2 separate regions of the Homo sapiens genome follow, and region 2 is linked to region 1. Evidence: read pairs that join two places in POLR2A ChIA-PET (ENCODE). Cell type or tissue: GM12878. All regions are shown on one strand. Each heading gives the region's core, and the rest is flanking DNA. Links, peaks and the distances in the headings are about the cores only.

The links. ChIA-PET counts read pairs that join two places held together with the same protein. Peaks named below come from ENCODE experiments on the same cell type or tissue, not always from the same donor. Only the 100,000 strongest peaks of a DNase experiment are listed, where the experiment ranks them.
Region 2: POLR2A ChIA-PET joins it to region 1 with 6 read pairs; 4 of 35 experiments call an interaction of 5 or more read pairs at or near these places.

Annotation. Positions count from the first base shown.
Region 1 is chr5:138,745,484-138,748,402 of GRCh38, forward strand. All of the region lies in intron 1 of CTNNA1-AS1 (CTNNA1 antisense RNA 1), which reads right to left. Among named protein-coding and RNA genes, the nearest start is that of CTNNA1, 6.5 kb to the right of the region's middle. In GM12878, for the core only: no CTCF peak of the experiment used is centred there; no DNase peak of the experiment used is centred there.
Region 2 is chr5:138,896,811-138,899,729 of GRCh38, forward strand. All of the region lies in intron 9 of CTNNA1 (catenin alpha 1), which reads left to right. Among named protein-coding and RNA genes, the nearest start is that of LRRTM2, 23 kb to the left of the region's middle. In GM12878, for the core only: no CTCF peak of the experiment used is centred there; a DNase peak (open chromatin) is centred at 1,331.

The sequences.
Region 1 (2,919 bases), core at 178-2,677:
GGCAAGAGCCTACTTGATAGCAAAGAGGACACTGTGTCAGAGAAGAGTATCGGGGCAAGTGAGGCCCTTATAAGGCCCTCACTTCTCTGTACTTTGAGTGAGATGGGAGCCACTGGAGGGTCTGGGTGGAGCAGGAGTGACATGCTTGGACTTTTTTTTTTTTTTTAGACGGAGTCTCGCTCTGTCGCCCAGGCTGGAGTGCAGTGGTGCGATCTGGGCTCACTGCAAGATCTGCCTCCCTGGTTCACGCCATTTTCCTGCCTCAGCCTCCCAAGTAGCTGGGACTACAGGTGCCCGCCACCACGCCTGGCTAATTTTTTGTATTTTAGTAGAGACGGGGTTTCACCGTGTTAGCCAGGATGGTCTCCATCTCCTGACCTCGTGATCCGCCCGCCTCAGCCTTCCAAAGTGCTAGGATTACAGGCATGAGCCACTGTGCCTGGCCACTTGGACTTACTTTCTAACAAGATCACTCAGGCTGCTGAACTTAAACTAGACTGAGGGAGGCAAGTGCAGAAGTAGGGAGACCAGTTGGGCTCCCCTGGCAAAATTGAGGCTAAGAGATGATGGTGGCTTGATTCAGGATGGTAACAATGGTGATAGTAAAAAGTTAGTGGCTTCTGGGCCTGGTGCGTTGGCTCATGCCTGTAATCCCCGCACTTTGGGAGGCCGAGGTGGGTGGATTGCTTGAGGTTAGGAGTTCGAGACCAGCCTGGCCAACACAGCGAAACCCCGTCTCTACTGAAAAAAATACAAAAATTGCTGGGTGTGGTGGCGGGCACCTGTAATCCCAGCTAATCGGGAGGTTGAGGCAGGAGAACTGCTTGAACCTGGGAGGTGGAGGTTGCAGTGAGCCGAGATTGCGCCACTGCACTCCAGCCTGGGTGACAGAGTGAGACTCCGTCTCAAAAAAAAAAAAAAAAAAGTTAGTGGGTTCTGACTCTATTTCGAAGGCAGAAGTACAGGGTCTAAGGAATCAGATTTGAAATGCATGCAAGAAATAAAATAGCCAAGGATAACGCCAAGGTTTTTGGCCTCAGCCATGGCCAAAATGAGAGGATGGAGTTGCCATCTAAGGAAATTAAGAAAACTATGGGATAAGTAGGTTTGGACAGTGGTATTAGGAAATCAGTTTTGGACATACAGACATATAAAGTTTGAGATGGGCTGGGCATGGTGGCTCATGCCATTTAATTTCTGTAATCCTTTGGGAGGCCAAGGCAGGAGGATCACTTGAGCTCGGAGTTTGAGACCTGCCTGGGGAAGATAGCAAGACCTCATCTCTACTAAAAAAAAAAAAAAAAAAAAAAAAAGCTGTGCGTGGCAGCACATACCTGTAGTCCCAGCTACTTGGGAGGCTGAGGATCATTTGAGTCTGGGAGATCAAGGCTTCATTGAGCTATGATCAAACCACTGTATTCCAACCTAGGTGATGGAGTGAGACCCTGGCTCAAAAATAAGATAAAGTTTGAGATGCCTAGATGCCTATTGGCTATCTAAGTGGAAACATCAAGTAGGGAGCTGGATAAGTGAGCTGCAAATTCAGGGGAAAGGTTCAGGTTAGGGATATATACCTGGAGTTGTCAGCATATTTCAAGTCAAAAGACTGGCATCAATGGGTTAATGACAGCTATTAGTAGAAAAAGAAGTCCAAGGACAGAGCCCTGGGACACTTTAACAGAAATTTATAACTTCAGGCTGGAGTGCACTGCAAACTCCGCCTCTCGGGTTCAAGTGATTCTCCTACCTCAGCCTCTGGAGTAGCTGGGATTATAGGCATGTGCCACCACACCCAGCTAATTTTTTTTTTTTTTTTTTTTTGAGACAGAGTTTTGCTCTTGTCGCCCAGGCTGGGGTGCAATGGTGTGATCTTGGCTCACTGAAACCTCTGCCTACCAGGTTCAAGCGATTTTCCTGCCTCAGCCTCCCAAGTAGCTGGGACTACAGGCATGTACCACTATGCCCAGCTAACTTTGTATTTTTAAGGAGATGGGGTTTCACCATGTCTGGTCTCGAACTCCTGACCTCAGGTAATCTGCACACCTCTGCCTCCCAAAGTGCTGGGATTACAGGCATGAGCCACCACGCCTGGCCATAATTTTTGTATTTTTAGTAGAGATGGGGTTTCACCATGTTGTTCAGGCTGGTCTCGAACTCCCAACCTTGGGTGATCCACCCGCCTCGGCCTCCCAAAGTGCTGGGATTACAGGTGTGAGCCACCGCACCCAGCCAAAGTTTTTAACTTTTTTTGATCTCAAGACTCCTTTACACTATAAAAAATTTGAAGATCTCAAAGAACTCTTGCTTATGAAAGTTTTATCTATCAATATTTACTATAGGCCTGGCAGGGTGGCTCACACCTGTAATCTCAACACTTTGGGAGGCTGAGGCAGCAGGATCACTGAGGCTTGGAGTTCAAAACCAGCTTGGTCAACAGAGTGAGACCCCTGTTTCTACAAAAGAAAAATTTAAAAATTAACCACACGTGGTGGTGTGCATCTGTAGTCCCAGCTACTGGGGAGGCTGAGGTGGAAGGATTGCTTGCACCTGGGAGATCAAGGCTACACTGAGCTATGATAGCACCACTGCACTCCAGCCTGGGCAACAGAGCAAGACCCTGTATTAGAAATTAAAATAAACAATTTCAAAATATTTATTAATTCATTAAAAAATAACAATAGCAAGTCCATTACATCTTATCAATAAATAACATTTTTGAAAAGAAAAATAACCATGTTTTCTAAAACAAAAGAAAAATTCAGGGAGAACTGTTGTTGTTTTGCATTTTTACAAATCTCTATCTGACTTAATAAAAGATAGCTGGATTCTCATATGTGCTTTCACATTGCATGTGATGCCACATCATACATCATTTAGCCTGTGGAATACTCTACTGTACACCCGGGAGAAAATGAGCAT
Region 2 (2,919 bases), core at 194-2,693, 150 kb after region 1:
AAGTGTACTGAGGTGAAGAATTTATTCGCTATCAGAAATATTAACCTTTTTGTCAATAACGCAGTACCCATGTGTCCTTTTTAATTGCTTCATTCCTTGCCCACCTCCTTTGGCTGTGAGCAGCTTAAACAGCCAAAGAGCATTGTTTTACCTTTTATTTTGCTCTCTTCTGAGTACATTTTCAATTTTGTGAATTGAGAGAGTGGCATAGGGAAAATGCCATTAATGAAATCCTGCCTATAAAAATGATATATTATTCATATGATATATACAGTGATTGTGTTTCATCCTTTCCCCGCTACCACCAGTAACTTCAGTCCAAAATCCTTTCCCCTCAGCTCCAGACCTTGTATTAAAATGTGGCTGTTATTATAATGAATTTGCTACAATAAGATTCTATTCCATGGACTACCTTGTGAATTAAGAACCAAAAAGTGAATGTAACTGGCATGCTTTTGAGCTGTTACCTATACCTCACACCGCACCCCCCCCCCCCCCGCCCCCGCCCAGCACACACAGTATTTCCCATTATCTGGAACTTCATAGGCTATGGCTTTATTGGTTTGAAATGTATATTTTAACTGCAAATTGGATGATCTGCATTATAACTTTTATTCCGTAGTATGCTGATAATATGTGGTAAAGTGGCCTTGAAAAAGGCTCTGTAAGGAGCATTTGAATTAAACACTGACCTGACGTGACTACCTGTGACATCTTGGGTATTTTCTCAGTACTGTAGGCTGATATTCTGGCAAAAAGCAAATTTTAAATGAAGCTTCAGTTTTCTCAGATTATGGAATGTTTTCACGAGAGAAGTTAGCTGTCCTTGGGGAGAATGCTGACCTTGGATTCCAGAATTCTAAGCATACTAGCTTGATTTTTCTCACATATTCAAGGGTTTGTAAGTTCAGACCCTTACTTTTGTTTGAGACAAAATTGTCTTACATGTGTTCTATTTTTAACACTTTGACCAAAAATAAGCTTTTTAGGCAGAATTTAACTACCTCGTCACATTATGGGATGATCAAGCAAAGGCAGTTGGATGAACCTTGTTCTCAAGGGGCATCAGGATTCTTCTTTTCTCTTGGAGCATTGGTAGGCATGACTAAAGAAGCACTCTGCCCAACCTTTGCTCTGTTCCAGAAAAGAGATGCAGTTTGGATACAGCTTTTGATACAGTTTGGGTATTTGTCCCTGCCCAAATCTCATGTTAAATTGTAATCTCCAGGGACCTGGTGGGAGGTGTTGGATCAAGGTGTTTGGATCTGTCATAGCTGGTGCTGTCTTTGTGATAGTGAGTTCTTATGAGATCTGGTCATTTAAAAGTGTGTGGCACCTTCCTCCCCCACCCCCCCCCACCCCTTCTCTTGCTCTTCGTCTTACCGTGTGATATGTCTGCTCCCACCTTTGCCTTGCACCATGATTGGAAATTTCCTGAGGCCTCCTCAGAAGCAGGTGCTACTATGCTTTCTGTACAGCCTGCAGAACTGTGAGCCAATTAAACCTCTTTTCTTATAAATTACCCAATCCCAGATATTTCTTTATAGCAATGCAAGAATGGCCTAATACAGCCTTCTTGTTTCCTCATCAGTAGAGCTGATGGATTAATGTTTAGAGAGTACCTTTGCTAGCTTTACTTATAAATTATTCACACACTTAGGTAGACTAGAAGTAGAGAACTTTAAAAGTGGTTCATATAATACCATGTGAATGGAAATGATTACAAGATCATCTGAGTGGTGATCTGCACCACTGCACTCCAGCCTGTGTGACAGAGTGAGACCCTGTCTTAAAAAAAAAAAAAAAAGTTATCCTAAAGCTTTACTACGACATGTCTAAGTGTGGATTTCTTTTTATTTGCCCCATTTGGAATTTGTCTTCCCAAGTCTGAAAATGATATTTCATCCCTTCTGAAAAACATTCAGCCATTATCTCTTTCAGCATTGTCTTTCCCATCATTCTCTCTGTTCTTTCTTTGAAATTCTTGGTAGTTAAATAGTAGACTTTCTCAGTTTATCTTGCATGTCTCTTAAATTCTTTTGTGGTTTCCACATTTTCCATAAGATGAAAATATCTTGGTTTTTCTAAAGAATTTCCTCATTTTGACTTTCTAGGTTACTAATTCTCTTTTCAGTAGAGTTTAAGTCAATATCACTTTAAATTTCTAGAAGTGGTAGAAATTACTACTTTTTTCTTGAACTTCTATTTTGATCCTTTTCAAATCTGCCTAATTATTTTTGAGTGTCTTTTTCCTTATCTGTACTCTTCTGTTAACATAAATATATTTTTTAAATTGCATTTTCGATCATTTGAGTATTGCGTTATTATGGATCTGATTACACAGGTGGTGGTTTTGCTTATTCTTGCCCAAGACGGCTCATTTCCTTGTATACTTTTGTTTTTGTTTTTGTTTTTTTAATTTGTGAGTTCACATTCCTGGAGTTTTATTGTGGGAATTCTTTGAAGCCTGTGTTTAGCTTACCTTCCATGAGGTAAAATTTTCATTTATATTTGCTTCTGCCACCTGCTTAGAGGTACTACTAATACATAACCTCTTAAATGTAAAAGTTTTCTGAACCATATACATAACATAATTTCTATACCTAAACCTCTGCCAGCTTTTGATTAGAATTTGGAGTGGGGTATAGGGGCTTTTTCTTCTTTTCCTCCCTGAGCGAATGCTTAGACTGAGAAATACCCTCTTTCCATGGTGACTTTCTTGATCACTCTTAGGGTTGGTCACTTACTAGGGTTGTTGCCTTTTGCCTGTTCCAGCTCTGCGCAGTCTCTGATCTGAGTCATCTACCTTGAGAGGACCCTGGCCTTGGCCCATTAAAACCCAAGTTCTCATCATGAAATGGTGCCTCCCTGCAAAACCCCCCACCACCCACCAGAGGAAACACTGTTTTGGCTGATTGC